Linked DNA regions of Homo sapiens: region 2 is linked to region 1. The links are chromatin loops, found by intact Hi-C in ENCODE. Cell type or tissue: endothelial cell of umbilical vein. All regions are shown on one strand.

Region 1 (8,000 bases):
CTCTAATACATAGTAATAGCTAATATATATTGAGGTACCATTATTACTCATTTATAGATAAGACAACTGAGTCACTAAAAGGTTAAGAATCTCATCCAAGGTTACACAGCTGGTAGGTGTTGAACTGGGATTCAAAACTTCAAAGGTCGCTGCTTTTTTGTTTTGTTTTGTTTTGTTTTAAATATTATGCCTGCTACCTCTGACAGTACCAGGCACCTAGTAGGTTCTCAATATAAGGAGAAATTATGTGTGGACCAAAAACAGTTACCTGATAAATGCTTTGGGGAGTGATGGGATGAGGGATAGTAATTCAAGTTAAGAAAGTATGGCTGGCAAGGCGCGGTGGCTCACACATGTAATCCCAGCACTTTGGGAGGCCAAGAGGGGTGGATCACTTGAGGTCAGGAGTTCTAGACCACCCTAGACAATGTGGCGAAACCCCGTCTCTACTAAAAATACAAAAATTAGCCAGGCGTGGTGGTCTGTGCCTGTAATCCCAGCTACTCCAGAGGCTGAGGCAGGAGAATCACTTGAACCCTGAACCTGGGAGGCAGAGGTCGCAATGAGTCAAGATCGCGCCACTGAACTCCAGCCTGGGCAACAGAGTGAGACTCCATCTCAAAAAAAAGAATGTATAATGCTCATTAATTTTAGGCTTTAGTCTAGGAAAGAATGATTTTATGGTGAACCTAGAGTCTTCATGTCGTCTATAACTAATATTAGAGTAGCTGCTTATCTCAAGACAGAGTTCAACCCTGCTGAGAGAGGACAGATAAACTTCAGCGAGATGGCAAAGGAAAAATGGAAGGAGACACCTGGGCAGAGAGCACTGAAGAGAATGGAATCTAATTGGAGAACAGAGAGAGAGTAATGCTCCCCTCATCCTATCTTGGGAAATGTAGTCAGGTTGAGCTGGAGTAAGTTGTTTTTAAAACAGTATTGTTTACAAAGTAAAGTAATCCCTTTCAATCCTACTATCTTAATCTTCGTAACTCAAAGTTCCAACATCTGACTTCTTTTTTTTTACCTTATTTCCTATAAGAGTAAAAATTCCCAATCTGTGTGCATCCAAATGGTATAGTTTATACTCATGTCCCTTAGTATGTGCACACACACTTTCAACAACACTAAAGAAAATCAATTCTGGCAGAGGCTGACCAAAGGAAAGTTGCAAATCACACAGCCTAAGAGCTAACCTCACAAGCTACTGATGCTTATTCATAAAGAAAGGCATTTATTTCTTAAATCTCATCTGTTTTTAGTAGCATTTCTATTTCTTCTGGACTATTTTCTTTGGAATTGTTTACTTTCTTCTGCAACACAGACCCCATAAATGCAGGCACAGGCCATTTTATCTATGTTGTGTCCATAGGGGACATGTCCCTATTTCCAGAAGTGGGGTGGATCACAGATAAGCAGCTAGACACGATGCAGCAGTTGGTCTAATTCTTCCAAGCACTCTGACTCAGGAAGGATGGTTCAAAGCATCTACTTAAGAATGCTTTATGCTCTCAATGATGTGGAAAATATATTCATGAATAAAACAGAAATGAAAGTCATCACAAGGATGAGTGAAACCTCGTGGTTGAGGGGTTTTGTTTACAATGCTTTTGGTTTACCTTGGAAGCAGCTTTTTATTACACAGTTAAAGTTGTGTAATCTAGCAAATGGAAATTTTAATTAGCAAATTCATAATGGGCTGTAGGTTATCAACAGGTGGATTCACTTGTCTTCTCGTGAGATTTTTAAGACATAGGCTGTTGACAGTTAAAATTGCTTCAATACAAGATGGCTTTGATTGAGGGTGACCTTACAACTCACCATATTAAGTCACAAATGTAACTGATATAAGTGAACCGGCCCTCCTCCCTGGTGGGCAAGAGTCTCAAAATCACCATGTAATATGCCCCAGTGTAGACCGAGGGGCTGTCCTTTCTTGAGCAGCAAGGGGGTCACTGCAGATGAGGGCTTTAAAGATTTTAGGCAGAGCTTTGTGTGGACACTGGTAAAGAAATTGCCTACATTGTTCTGAAGTTAAACAAAGGGTAAATATAGTGTGTTAATTTGAGTGCTTCCTAAATAACCAGTTTACAAGATCACATACTGAAGTTTATCAAATACACACTAGGGAGACTGTTCATGGACACAAAAGGGATCACCACTCAGCTTCAAATTCCTTCAAGATCCTAACAGCTACCTGTCCCAGAGTCCTGAGGAAATCACTGGAACCCACCTCAAATATACTTTCTTTCTGGCTAGACTTTACTTGGAGGTAGGGTAATAGTTATGGGGTTGTGAGGGGGTGTCACAATTTTAGTTGCCTGTTAGACTTCTACAGTTATTTAAAATTACAGCACATCTACAGACTTATCTAAAATAAAGCACAGTTTTTAAAAATGCATGTAAAAAAAAATTCTTCTTTCTCACCACTCTGCCCCCTTCTGCTCCTCTCCCCCGCACTACACTCCCCGAAGAGACTATTTAACATAATGAGCTGCAGTGTGTGGATGTGATAGCAGTTGCCTGCTAATAGTTATGTTTAAAATTCCTATTTCTTATCTTATTTACTGATTGATGGGAACTTGTGACTTGCAGATCTTCCTCCAGGACCCCATCCCTTTCCTGGGCGGAGTGAATCATTTGACACAGGGAACATTAGACAACACGTTTGCTTCCTCGTTAAATCCCGTTTGGCTACGTAAGCTAGCCGGATGCAGGGCCCCCCAGTTGCATCTGCATTGTGTCTTATCGGAACCACCTGAAGAGCCTGGCCACACAGGGTGGCCTTCCTTAATTTAAAATCCACAGAGAAGATTTTTTTTTTCTTTTTTTGGTCAGCAAACTCCAGCATATGACAAAAGGCATGCATGTGACTTTATTTTTTCAATGGCTACTTTTCTTCTTAAATCAGGCTCCCTGATTTTAACTAAAAAATAAATAAGTAAACAAGAAAACACTGGGTTACTCTCAAAGAGATCACATTTTTAAAAACTCAAATGATTTCCTACAGGCAGTCTGTTTTGCAGTGTATTTTTTTTTCTTGTTTTTCTTTTTCTGCTTTTTTCCCCCTGTAGATTCTGAAAAGAAATAACCGGCTGTAGGCATCGCCTGTGGCTTGCTGGTCGCACTCCTTGGGTGGTCTGAGCCGACTTTATGATTTATTCAGCTAATGGGAAGGGAGCATGACCCCCAGTGGCCACAGAAAGAGAGCTGCATGTGGGTTTAATGCTTTCACCACAAAAATGTCTGCTATGACTAAGCTCTGCGGCTGAAGTCACTGTCTGAATGGTGCTAAAAAGGAACTTAGGCTTAAGTGTGCACTATTTACTATAGATCGGCTCTTGGGATTAGGCCAAGGGGTTCGTACTCAGTTTCAAAGAATAGCATGGAAGCTGCTAGGAAAATTAGAGCTGTGCAATTTATTTTTACCAGTCTCCCTGGTGAGTTACTCAGTGAAGGATTTACCTCATATGCTTTTTTTCTCCCCTGTTACTAAAGAGTCATTTAAAACGTGTCAGTTTGTGCATTTTACAGAGTTTTATTGTGAAGGTATCCCTATTTTTTTGTTTATCACAGCCATGAATCACTGTTATTGTACTTTAATGTTAATTTGAAACTATAAAAGAATGCCTAATGTTGAAAGAAAGAAAAAGCAAGAGAGAGGGAAAGGGAATGAGAGGGGCTGTGGAGTAATGTTCCTTCACCACACACTGCCCTGTGAGAGAGGCCTCTTTGATCCAGGGAGTAGTCCCCCTCCCTGGCAGCATCGTTACTGGTACAGAGGAATGAACACATTTTGCTTCATGTTGATTCTTTTACCGTGAGGGAAAGGGATGGATGGAGTGGGGAGGAGGGAGACAAGGAGACCTGTTTGTAATTTTGACTAAGATGGATGATTTTTACAGTCAGTGTAATACCTGCTGTTGAAGTTCCAGCATGTTTGCTTCTGGTGGACTTTACAAATGTCCAGAATTAAGAAGTGAATCCCTTTGATGTCTGTAGCTCAGGTTCCTGGGTCTAGAATGCTGCCAGCCTTTTCAGAATATGCCTCCATAGTATAAAGTCACTGGCTTGAAAACATTGCACCTATGAAAGCCCAGCATTCCTTTGGTGCTTGATGTTTGCAGCTTAAACTAATTGCAACTTAGAGTTTAGCTCAGCAGTAGCCAGAGTTCATTGCTAGAGTAATATAGAATGCTTCCCCATTCCCCCAGATGTACTAAGGGACTTTATTTTCGGTTATTGCTCCAAACTTTTCCTTGTAAAAACATTGTTCTTATATCCTGACAAATAAATGCCATTTCTTATAATAAGGGTTAACCACTGAGAGAGACTTCAGGGCTGAGCTGGATTCCCCCATTCCCCTTGTAAGTCTTAGTCTTAGTTTTATTATAGGTAAGTCAGGGCTTTGTGATCCTAAACAATCATTCAGCAGGGCAGGGCTTCATTTTCCCCATCTGTGAAATGGAAATAGCAATCCAGGGCTGCATCAGACTAAATGGCTGTTGAGCCGTTAGAGATTTACAAGGTTATCTTCTAAAGAGAGTACTTGATCTTTTATTTTCTCAGGGCTAAAAAGATAGGGAGGGTCAGAAAAACCATGTTCCTAAGTCATGCTGTTCTCCCTGCAGGTAGATTGAAAATTAAAAAATAAAAGAAAATTTTCCCATTGTTTCCCACTTTACCTTCTTTCCTATCTCCTTTCTAGCATTTTACAGATTCGAAGGTGAGAACTTCTTTTCAAAAATGGTGATATCATATCAATAGGACATCGAGAGTAGAGAAATAGCTCAATTAACACCAAGCAAAACCTAAATTCCATGTGACCTCCTGGATTAGATCTTAGGATGGAAAGAGGACATTAGTGGAAAAACTACTGAAATTTTAATACAGTGTGTCATTTAGTTAATAGTATTGTATCAATGTTAATTTCTTAGTTTAGATCAATGTACCGTGGTTATATATGATGTTAATATTAGGAGAAGCAGAGTGAAAGGCCTACAGGAACTCTCTGTACTATCTAGCAACACTCCTATGAGCCTAATATTATCTCAAAATTAAAAGGATAAAAAAAAAACCCTAACAGACAATTGTTGTCCAAAAATCGATCTATTTGAGATCCTGATGAATAACTTCTGTCTCTTCCCCACACCCAGATACTTCCATACTCCAGTCCATTTTCCAAAGCTGTATAGAAAGTTCATTTGGGTAATACCCACAGCTTAAACGGCTATGAAAGCATCCAACTCTGAATATCTTATTCTCCCAGACCAGCTGCTTGTTGCCTGCACCATGATAGACACTGTACTGAGCAATTTAGACTCAATATGTTCTCTGTGGAAATTGCCCTATATGAGAGAAAAATAAATAATGCTATAGATAAAAGCAGGAGAATAAAAACGGCAATGATATTAAATGTTACATTGTTTTTGCAATACACGATGCAGGTATTTTTTACTGCATTCATCAGTGAGTTCTGGTGAGGCCATTTTGCCAGGTGCCATACCTCCAGGACTTAACACAAAACCAGGCATGTTAGTATTTAATAAATATTTTTGGAATGAATGACACTCAGCACACATTTCACATGAGCAGTTCACAGCTGTAACATAAAAGACACACATTTTCTGACAAAGGTTCAGTTTGCACTGACTATTGTATTGTTTTTCTTTCCATTTGTCCTTCTAGCCCAAAGTAAAAAGGCAGGATGAATAATGATGAAGGGAAGATACCACCTGAAATAGAATTGCCTTTCAGGGCTTTTTAAGCAAGGGTTGTTTTTGGCATTGTATATTCATCCTCGGGTAAAGCATTAGTGAGAGAGAGAAATGTGAGAAGAATTGTAAGGGAATGAGGATAATGAGGACCAAAGGAATCTTTCTTCTGGTGTGGGTTTCCCATCCTAATTGGATACCACTCTAACCACCAAGTGAAGCACGCTGGGCAGATGGATCTGCACCAATGCTGTGCCCGTCTACATCTGTGTATTTCTGGCACACAGGTGTTTCAGCTTTATTCAGCCAGGAAGCAGCTTTTTCCCTTTCTTTTTCAGGGCAGGGAGTTTTGGGGAGATAGGAACACCCACGATTGTTTCTCAGAATAAGAAGGAGGTAGGGGTAGGGGGAGGGAACACAGCCCACCCACTGCTTATAGATTCGGTCGCTTTCCCACCGGTCAGCCTTATTCTGCAAGGTGTAAATCAGAGGGCAGATGCATGCTCTGGGAAGTTTTCCAGATGCACACTGCACAAAGGCCCATGTGTTCTCATTGTGCGGAAATAGCATGCCATCAGAGCAGTTCTGGGACACCAGACCTGTGTTGGGACATGTCATCCTGTCTGCATGTCTTCCACTTAGCAGAGAATGATGTTGCAGACGGAGTGTTAGAGCTCAAAGCCAAGGGAGTTGACAGTTTGAAAAGCCACTCTGTCCCCTGGTGGAATTTGCAAACAGGTTTGATGGGCTGCTCTATGAAGACCAATGCCAAACAGTGCCTGCCAGCTGTGCTTGTGAGGGGTGGACCCACCAAAGTCCAAGGGAAGCAGCTCCAAACGGGAGTCCTGCTCCTCTAACATTAACTGGCAGCAGCATCAAGCAGACAGAAAAGACAGAAAATGTGCAAAGTGGCACTTCTTGCTCTTTCTATCTGCAATCCACCCTGACTCAGTCAGACCTAGGCAGTGAAGCTGCTTGTGCATATTTACCTTTTACTCCCTTGTCTCATTTTCTGAAGTGGATTTTCTAGGCAGAATAAATCTGAGGGTATATTGTTTCCTTGAAAATAAAGAATATACTAGGAGGTGACATTAATTTCCAGATCATTTGGGTGACATTTGGTTACTTCCTGTGCCAGGAATGAATATTGCATCCAGAAACATTTTCAGGGAGGGCTTATTCATAGAGAGCATTCATTTCCAGTTGTGTTAACTTATCTCTTATTGGAATCCTTTCTTTTTTCTTGTAGCATAATTCTTTCCTCTGTTGGTTTGGAGTAGCAACTATGTATTGTCACTGTTCCTCTTGTTTGCATCAGACTTTCTATGGTCTGACTCTGTTTTCTTTTAGCAATTGCTCTTCCAGAGTTTGTTTAAATTTTTACTCTTAGTTATTTTCACTACATGGGTAAACATGTTTTCAGTGACAGCTGGGAAGGTGAAAATTTACATTTCTGCTTAACTGCCTTAATTATTCTTAGGCTAGTGTCATGGTACAAGTATTTCTTTCCTTAGTAATGGAAGCCACCTTAATTCCTTTTAGGAAGCTAGCATATAAAAAACAATCAATTAGTGAAGCAGGAATACAGGCTACAGACAAACAGCGCAGGAAATAGAACAGGGATTCTACAAAGGATATTGCCCTCAGCCCCATGTCTCCAGAAGTAGCCAATATAAGATTGTGAATTATGAAAATTCCATTCTCCAGAACCCAGTTGAGGTCATAATTCAACTGGAAATTATCTTGGTTTTTCTGGCTTATTTTTCCCACCCTATTTGCAATCCTGTTTTCTAGTCTCACTTAAAACCACTAAATAAATTCCAGACATATAACTGTACTAAGAAAAATAAATTTCTTATCCACCTGTTAATTGCCCTCAAATGCTAGGGAGGTTAAGACCTGAATATGCCCCTCCCCACCTTGCTTTCCAAGGCTAGCAATAAAGGGTAGAGGAGGAATGTTAAAATGGGACTGTTTTTTATATATTAAGAAATGTTAACTCAATACCTTTTACAGTTTTTATTCTTTTCTACAAAAGAAAAAATATTTTTCTAAACAAAAAAAATGCTACCACCAGGTACCAAAATTAGAAGCCTGCGTTAAAGTTACAGCATTAATAATTGTGGGTTTTTATTCTTTGTCAAAGATTAAGATGACATGACACAGTAGATACTTTATTCAAAGCCACAATTCAAATGAAAGGTATTAAAAGTTGGGCAAGCATGATGACGCCAAAGAGGAAACAGTTTTTTGGTGGGATGATCTTGATGGTAGTCAAAAAAAACA
Region 2 (8,000 bases), 220 kb before region 1:
TTCTTCTGAAAGGGACAATTTTTCTATCTTTTCTTTCACCTCCCCTCCCTTTCCCTCCTTTTATTCTTCTCCCCACTTCTCTCTTTCCCACCCTCTCTGTCTCTATCTCTGTCTCTTTCTTTTGTTGGTATTGGTTTTCTATTTAAGTTACTTTAATCTTACCACTCAGGGTGGCAGTCATTAATTTTCAAAATAATTACCTAAGGGAGGAGAAATGGACACTCTAGCTTCTGGAATATGGAGTAGCAACTCGGTGGGAGAGACCTTACCTGAGCTAACCTTCCAGGCCACACTCTATCCTTTGCCGCTTGCTCCTTTTTTTTTTTTTTTTTTTTATACTTTAAGTTTTAGGGTACATGTGCACATTGTGCAGGCTTGCTCCTTTAATCTCACCCCACATTGCCTCACTTAGCTATGAAAGTAAAGTATCATTTAACACATGGTTGTGAGAAACACTAGAGCAAATACTAGACTCTTTGGCATATGCTGGGCTTACGAGCAACACAATTTTTCTTCACTTAATGCTATGACTGCTGAAAAAAGGAATACAGAGCACTTGAATTGCAGGGCAATGAGGAAATGAAGACAGTTAAGCAAATATTAGTTCATACGTGGTGATCCTCTCCTTTGTGTACACTTTGAACTAAAACAACAGCCTCTTAGCAGAGTGGTTGAAGTTAAAGTGCTCTGACACACATTAAAAAAAAGAAAGTTTTAAACAGCAGTCTGCCTCTGTGGTATACAAGGTCTCCCAAAGTTTCAGTCACGATGAAATTAACGTGCTCTTAAGGTGTCTGCTTCTTGCACTGGGACAAAATTAAATAGAAGTTATTCAGTGACACTGAAATTCTAAAGGTGATAAAAGAGAAAGAAATATTCCGGAGGAAGAGTGCATGGTTTGACTACTGCCAGGGAGTTAATACATTAACGAGGAAATACTGGACCTAAACAGACTAAATTCATTATTTTTTCTGCTGCTAAAATTTTGTTTGGATAACTGAAAACGATGAAGTGGAAAAAGGAGACATTCATGTCTCATATGGAAGGAAAAGGCCTGGTTGTGTCTGATATTGGAGAATAAATTTTTCTAGGACTATTCATTCTAGTGAAAATATTACCTTTGTGTCTCTGCCAATGGGAGTGTTCTCATTTGTGATTCAGGATTATTTGTCCTGTTGTGGTTGTTTCATTCTCCTTTAAAATTCTTCGTTTTTCCTTCAGTATTTGTTTGGCTTTAAAACTCTAGCTGATGTACATGGCTGGATAGTTTTCTAGAAGATGAAGCTAAAAGTCGGCCCTCGGCTTTGCTACCGTGAAATTTGCTCTTTGATTCAAAGTTACACAGGTATTCCCATTTGGGAATATATATGTGCATTTCTAACTTGGACTTGGGCAGCAAGTTAATAAGGCCTCTTCCTTGGAATGGAGCCATAACTAAATGCCTTTCATTGTACATTAAGGTGAGGCATGAAAATGGCATCCAGGAATACAGAATGGACATTTTGATTGGGAGGTAATCAGTGGGCCCACCCCAAAGTCTGAGAGTCTGAGGACTGGACCACTGAGTTTTCTTTGTAGTGGGTCCAAATTGCCCAGCTTAACGACACTTATGGAGTCTCCAGATCACAACAGGATCATTCTGAATCCTTGGGAATTCCAGGGGTGCACAGATGCTTTAAGGGCTTTGTTTCAACCTTGACCCTTTTTTTTCCTTTTTAAAGAATATCTATTCCAGGTGTCTTGAAATGCATGGAAGAAAATGCAGGCATCCAGAGGATTGCAGTCTTTCTGAGAGTCCCCCAGAGAACACTGATGAAAATTTAGTTTTACACAATTCTGTAAGGGCTCACCCTGTTCAAGTGGGTCCCCAAGTCCTTAGAAATTCCTCTTTCTGTAATGATTGCAAATCCAAATAAATTTCTGAGAACTTATTTGATCCAAAGTCACATGCTCCAGTGTTCTGCCACATTTCCAGAGTCTCAGCTCACCTAGGTGTAAAGAAGTTGAGTATGTACTGGGTTCACACCCCTCTGTGTCTGGCTTTTGGCCCACATTCAAGGGTTCTAGGTACCTTCCAGCCTCTTCACCCGCTTTTGAATCTTAATTTGGAGGCAATGGTGATTCAGAAAACTGAAGGTGATTTATGCTTGAGAAAAAAAAGAGATGGATCAATGAAGTACCTTTTCCCAAAATTAATAAACTGTTCACTTTTTACTCTCCCAGAAGTAGACTGTTAGTTTTGAAATGGGAAAAGTTCCCTTATCCCCTTCACAGGGCATACAATGGGGTGTAAATCATTTCTTCAGGGTCCCACATCTCAAACCCCTAGGGGGAGCATGCAGACGGGCAGGTCGTGGGGAGCTTGTGCTCTGACAACACGGCAGCATCTAGGGTTGAGTGTTTATAGCTCCTGAAGCCCCAGTGGGCGTGTATTATAGTGTGCTCTTTCAGCTTGGCCATCCTCAGGCGGGTTGTGTTAATCAGCTCAATTAGACCTTCTGTCTTATCACAAGGACAGTGGGGTTTCTGTTTCCCGGGTTCTTGCCTTAGTGTACCGGAAAAATCGGATCACATGTGGGCTTGGAGGATGGGTGCAAGGTTTTTTATTGAGTGGTGGAAGTAGCTCTCAGCAGATGGATGGGGAGCCAAAAGGGGGATGGAGTGGGAAGGTGGTCTTCCGCTGGAGTTGGGCTGCTCAGGGGCAGGGCTCTCCTCCGACTGCCCTCGACAAATTTCCCTGGGCGTCTGTGTTGTTGCGCAGTGGATGGACTGCCGGTGTCTGTGTATTCTTCTGTGGCTGTGTTCCTCTCCACGTCCAGCCGCTTTTGTGTGTGCCTGCTATGGTATCAGTGTTTTTATAGGTCCGGGATGCGGGGGGCATGGTAGGCCAGGGTAATCTTGGAAAATGCAACATTTGGGCACAGAAACAGGAGTGCCTGTCCTCACCTAGGTCTGTGGGCACAAGCCCCAGGGTGGAACCCTCGGCAGGAACCCCGCCTTTCTCTACCCAGCGTTTCCCTGTCTCTCTCCCGTATCAGTTTCAACATATAATTAATAAGGAATTTGTGATCTCAGTCTTGCAGTCCATCAAATCATGTGTGTCTGTTTACATTGCTTACATTTACCTTGTTGATTGTAATCTACAAGTTCTTCAATTCAGAGTCATGACACAGATCTGACATCTGAAGTGAGATCTGATGTCTGAAGGGAGAAACTCTTGATTCTTTCATTCTCATTGACTGCCAAGACTATTACTGCTACTAGTACATTTCTCTAACATTTAGTTTCAAATTTCTGTATTAAGTAGCCTCTTATATTTCCAAGGAATATTTGAATAGTATAGAGGATTTTTTAAACTGCATAAGATTTGGTTGTCAAAAAGGAAATAATTCATAATTAAATTCATGTATCAACTCCTTTGCCACTGAGTTTGAAAACTCAGGGTCAACAGGCAGGCAAGGCTTATCTTTCTGAATTGGGAACAAGTATAATGAAAGCACTTATTATATTCCAAGTAATCTTTTTTCTTTTTTTTAAAGAATTTTATGACAGAAGAGCATATGGAAAATAAGAAAAGTATATATAAAATATATATATAAAAGTATATATAAAATATAATATATATATATATCAGGATCAAATAAGATTATACCCTGTAAATTACTTTGAGTTGATTGGTTGACAAGGGATAGTAGCATTTAGTGATGTTTTGTTTTTCTACACCAATAGCAATTTAAATTTTCTTGGCATCTGAAGCATGAAGATAAAAATTTCACAGAGAGGATCATATTTTGAAGTCAAAAAGCCTTGTTTTGAAATCATCTTTGGACAAAATTCTTCATCTTTCTCAGTCTCTGTTCTTATCACTAAGACACATAAGAATGCCTGACTCACATCCTAGTTATGAGAAATAAATATAGTATCATATATAAAGCAGATGATATATTGTCTGGCACATATTTGAATTCAATAAGAGGTAGTAATTGTTTTGTTTTTACTATTTTTATTGTCATTATTATTTAAACCTAGCTAGATCATCTACCCAAGCATCCCTCCTTAGCTATTAGTATTTTTCTTGATATTTCTTCTCATACATGCTCACTTCCTGCATCCTGAACTCTTCCTTCTATATAACCTAGCCCCTAAAATTTCCCATGAGTAATGCCTCCACACAGGAAATCTTGATCCTTCTTATTGGCTCTGTTTCAGGTACTTGGACCTTTGCTTTTTCTGAAGATTTTCTAGGATTTCTAGAATCTCCTGAGTCTCCAACTGTCCTGATGGAGGGTATCAATGATAATAGCTCTGTGTTTGGCATATATTTAGTGAGAACCAAGGAACTTAAGGTTGTACAATAGAAGGTCAGCATTAGTAAAAGAAAACCTGTACTGGACATTTGTTGGTTTCTTTTTTTTTTTTTCTTGAGATGGAGTCTCACTCTTGTTGCCCAGGCTGGAGTGCAATGGTGCAATCTTGGCTCACCGCAACCTCTGCCTCCCAGGTTCAAGTGATCCTCCTGCCTCAGCCTCCCGAGTAGCTGGGATTACAGGCATGCGCCTCCATGCCCAGCTAATTTTGTATTTTTAGTAGAGATGGGGTTTCTCCATGTTGGTCAGGCTGGTCTTGAACTCCTGACCTCAGCTGATCTGCCCGCCTCAGCCTCCCAAAGTGCTCGGATTACAGGCGTGAGCCACCATGCCTGGCCTGCACCTATGTTTTTCTCCGTTATTCTTTTTGAAAAGTGTAAGAGGAGAAGCCATTTGCAAATATCCGATGATTCCATCTCAGAAATGTTTCTCAAAGTTACCCTCATCTGCTGGTATCTTAGTTTAGTGCTCCTAAGACAACAATAGTTAGCCTCTGAATCACTATTCTCTTCTGTCACCAGTGTATTCTTTACATGGTTTGCATGTGCATTTATCCAATGAACAACACTCAAGTCCTTTGATGTGTCAGGCACTGGATTGAACATAAATGGTAAATCATTATGTGAAAATGTCAGAGACCCCAGCCTGGCAGTGTAAAGGGCCAATCTCCTTCTCCCTTTATCTCTGCTTGTATCTCAATATGGCTTTGTTGCTGGAGCAGAAGGAGCAAATTTTGTGTGTGCATAGACTTTTGAGGAAGATGAGGGAGATGAAGTTACCATGTTTGGATCCTACCATGTCCCTTGAAAAAAAATTGAACATCCATGATTAAACAGACAGAGATTGAAGAAAGCATTTTTATGAGTCTCACTTTGTCCATTTTGGGGCACAAACAATGGTTTTAGAGCCCTGGTGACAAGAATTAAGGCAACAACCCTTCTAAGTCCCTTGCATGGAACCCAGCACCACTCCAGAGCCCTGCAGACCAGCAGTTCCCTTTCTTGATAGGTGAGCTAGCATCATTGATAATGAAGTTTCCTGAAGTGGCTTCTTGGACAGTGAATAAGGACATACAGAAGCAAGAGCTGGGAAGGAGAATATGACCAGTGCTCCTGGTAACTGCAGTTGACAATCTGCAGTGCAACAGGTTCAATGTTGAAACCTCAGAAAAACACTAGAGAGGCTTTGAAGGATGCACATACGTCGGAGACAGAGAGGACTGAGATTCTGCAGTAATGGAGGGCTCAGAGTTACTGTAATTAGGCCACCTATATTAATGTCCATAAGTTATACTTACAGGCTTTTGAAAACCACAACCATGGAGTCCGCTTCTCCAAACAAATCTGAACATATTTATACCTGATTTCCATTGATCAATTTCAAACTCCCCACACTTGTACACAAGGCACTTCACAATCTGACCCCAACCCCTTCCGTACATCGTCTTCTGCCCCCTTTCCCCACTGAGCCTGTTGTCTATCTTCTTTCTCCATGTTTTTCAGGTCACTGACTTATACCTCTCCCCATATTTCATCAACAATATCTTCCCCACACCTATTTGTTTCTGATTTATTTATTTTCATCGAGTCTTTCTGTCTTAATCTAGTTTTGGTTGCTCAAAGCAGAATACCTGAAGCTGGATAATTTATAAAGAAACAAAATTTAATTCCTACCGTTCTGGAGGGTGGGAAGTGCAAGGTTGAGAGGGATAGTCTTGTGAGGTGAGGGCTTTTTTTTTTTCTGAGGTGGTCTCCTTCCATCTCAGCCTCTCAAGTTACTGGGTGGCTGGTGAGGGCCTTGTTATTGGTGAGGACTCTCCACAGAGTCCCAAGGAGCCACAGGGCATCACATGGGGAGGGACTGAGAGTGCCAGCTCAGGCCTCTCTTACTTTTCTTACAGCTACTAGTACCACCTCCAGATAGCCCATTAAGTCATTATGCCGTTGATCTATGGATGGATTAATACATTCATGAGGGCTCTGCCTCTTAAAGGCCCCATCTCTTAAAGGCCCCACCTCTCAATACATCACATTGAGGATTAAGTTTCAAGGTAAGTTTTGGAGGGGACAAACATTCAAATCATAGCACTCTCCTTTTGTTATTGAAATAACCGTTCCTTTAACCAGTCTAAAATCTGCCTGGAGGTGGGGCAGAAACCATGATTTAGATTCTAAGTAAATGCTTGTTGTTTAAATGTAAAAACTTATGGGGTCCATAGAATTTAGAACAGTAGAAAATAAAACTGGGGGAACAAACCCAAAAAAACAAAAACAAAACCTCCCACTTGTTACAAACTAGACATTTGTTGATTGTCTACTTAGAATCAATTTCTTTATATTTCTTGCTAACAAATGGCAGATTTTTAGGGGTAGATGCCTCTCTCACACAGCTGAGATGCTTCTGGGGTAGCAGTCCCTGTCTGTCTAATCAGAGTACACATGCAAGTACTTTGCTTAAAATGTAAGGCAAACACATTATCTCTGAATGTGCATCCTCAGATGTCAGCAGCATCTGGTGACCATGAATGTGGATGGCTGAGGTTGGTGCCAACCTCCAGTGTGGAGAGAAGGAGAGAATCTGGTCTCTAATGGGGTCATCTAGATGGAGGCAGAGGCCACCCCAAAGCCTGCCTTACTTTGGACTCTCACAATCTGCATGTCAGAAAATCCCCGTCCTTTAAATATTTTTTGAGCTTAAGTAGTTTCTGTCCTTGCAACATAAGTAGTTCTAATGAATACAAAACGTTACATGTCTCTCCCCTCCCATAATTATCTGAGAACAGGAACCCAAAGCCCTGGATCAAGAAGCAAATTTGTGACAAAGAGGAAAGTAGAACCCAGGTCTCTGCACTCCTGTTCCAGATCCCTTTGTTAAATCAAGCCTTATCACCAGCATTTTCAGTGTCGCTGTTCTACTTCTAAGCAGAGATGTGATCATTTACAAAAAATGTTTTAAACATCTTAGCATTTCATGGATTTACTACTTGACATTGAATTTGAATGTATGTTGCAATATGGCCCAACAATTATTTAAATTTATGTAGATGAGCCTTGTAAAGATAATATAAAATGTATGTGGCACAGTATTTGAAATGGGCATTTGAGATCTATTTGTTTATTTGCTTGTTTAAGCAGGGCTGTAACTTTAGTATGAACGACACGACCTTATTATTTCTTTTCCCTTGAAAATTGTTGAGAGCAGATTATAGGAAAATGTAGTACGTTCCTAATTCCAGGTACAGAATATCTAGTTCTATAAAGCCTGATGGAAACCATACATTAACTGCCACATCAGTAGCCATATGGTTAAGATGAAACACTATTGAGAGTTCACAAAAAGAGCATTAGATAATTTGCACTGTAGTCAGCTTTAATCAAACATTTGATAGGCATGCAGAGCTGTGTTATCAAAGTAATATAGAAATGTTCAGGCATATATGATACATGTTTGGCTGCAAAATATAGCATAGCATTCTCAAATTCTCTCTAGGGTTGATGTATCCCCGTTACAATAAATTTTTTAGTAAATATAACTGCATGCTGGCCAGTGATCCCCTGATGAAGCGTGTATGGCAAGTCATGCTTACTGTGCTAAGCTCTGTTAAGTGTCTCACAGTCTAAATAAACTCCCTGC

Evidence for each region. A loop is a pair of places that touch in the nucleus more often than their neighbours do. Peaks named below come from ENCODE experiments on the same cell type or tissue, not always from the same donor. Only the 100,000 strongest peaks of a DNase experiment are listed, where the experiment ranks them.
Region 2: it touches region 1 in a loop (6-fold over the local background); 2 of 110 quality-filtered maps call a loop at or near these places.

The regions. Positions count from the first base shown.
Region 1 is chr4:144,351,788-144,359,787 of GRCh38, reverse strand. The region is part of intron 2 of LOC105377462 (a long non-coding RNA gene); the gene reads left to right. Among named protein-coding and RNA genes, the nearest start is that of GYPA, 220 kb to the right of the region's middle. RefSeq lists a silencer at 3,275-3,344 and an enhancer at 2,221-4,127. In endothelial cell of umbilical vein, no CTCF peak of the experiment used is centred here; a DNase peak (open chromatin) is centred at 3,247; H3K27ac peaks cover 231 bases.
Region 2 is chr4:144,575,743-144,583,742 of GRCh38, reverse strand. No RefSeq gene overlaps it. Among named protein-coding and RNA genes, the nearest start is that of HHIP-AS1, 66 kb to the left of the region's middle. In endothelial cell of umbilical vein, no CTCF peak of the experiment used is centred here; DNase peaks (open chromatin) are centred at 802, 1,012, 3,902, 4,022 and 2 weaker places; H3K27ac peaks cover 5,481 bases.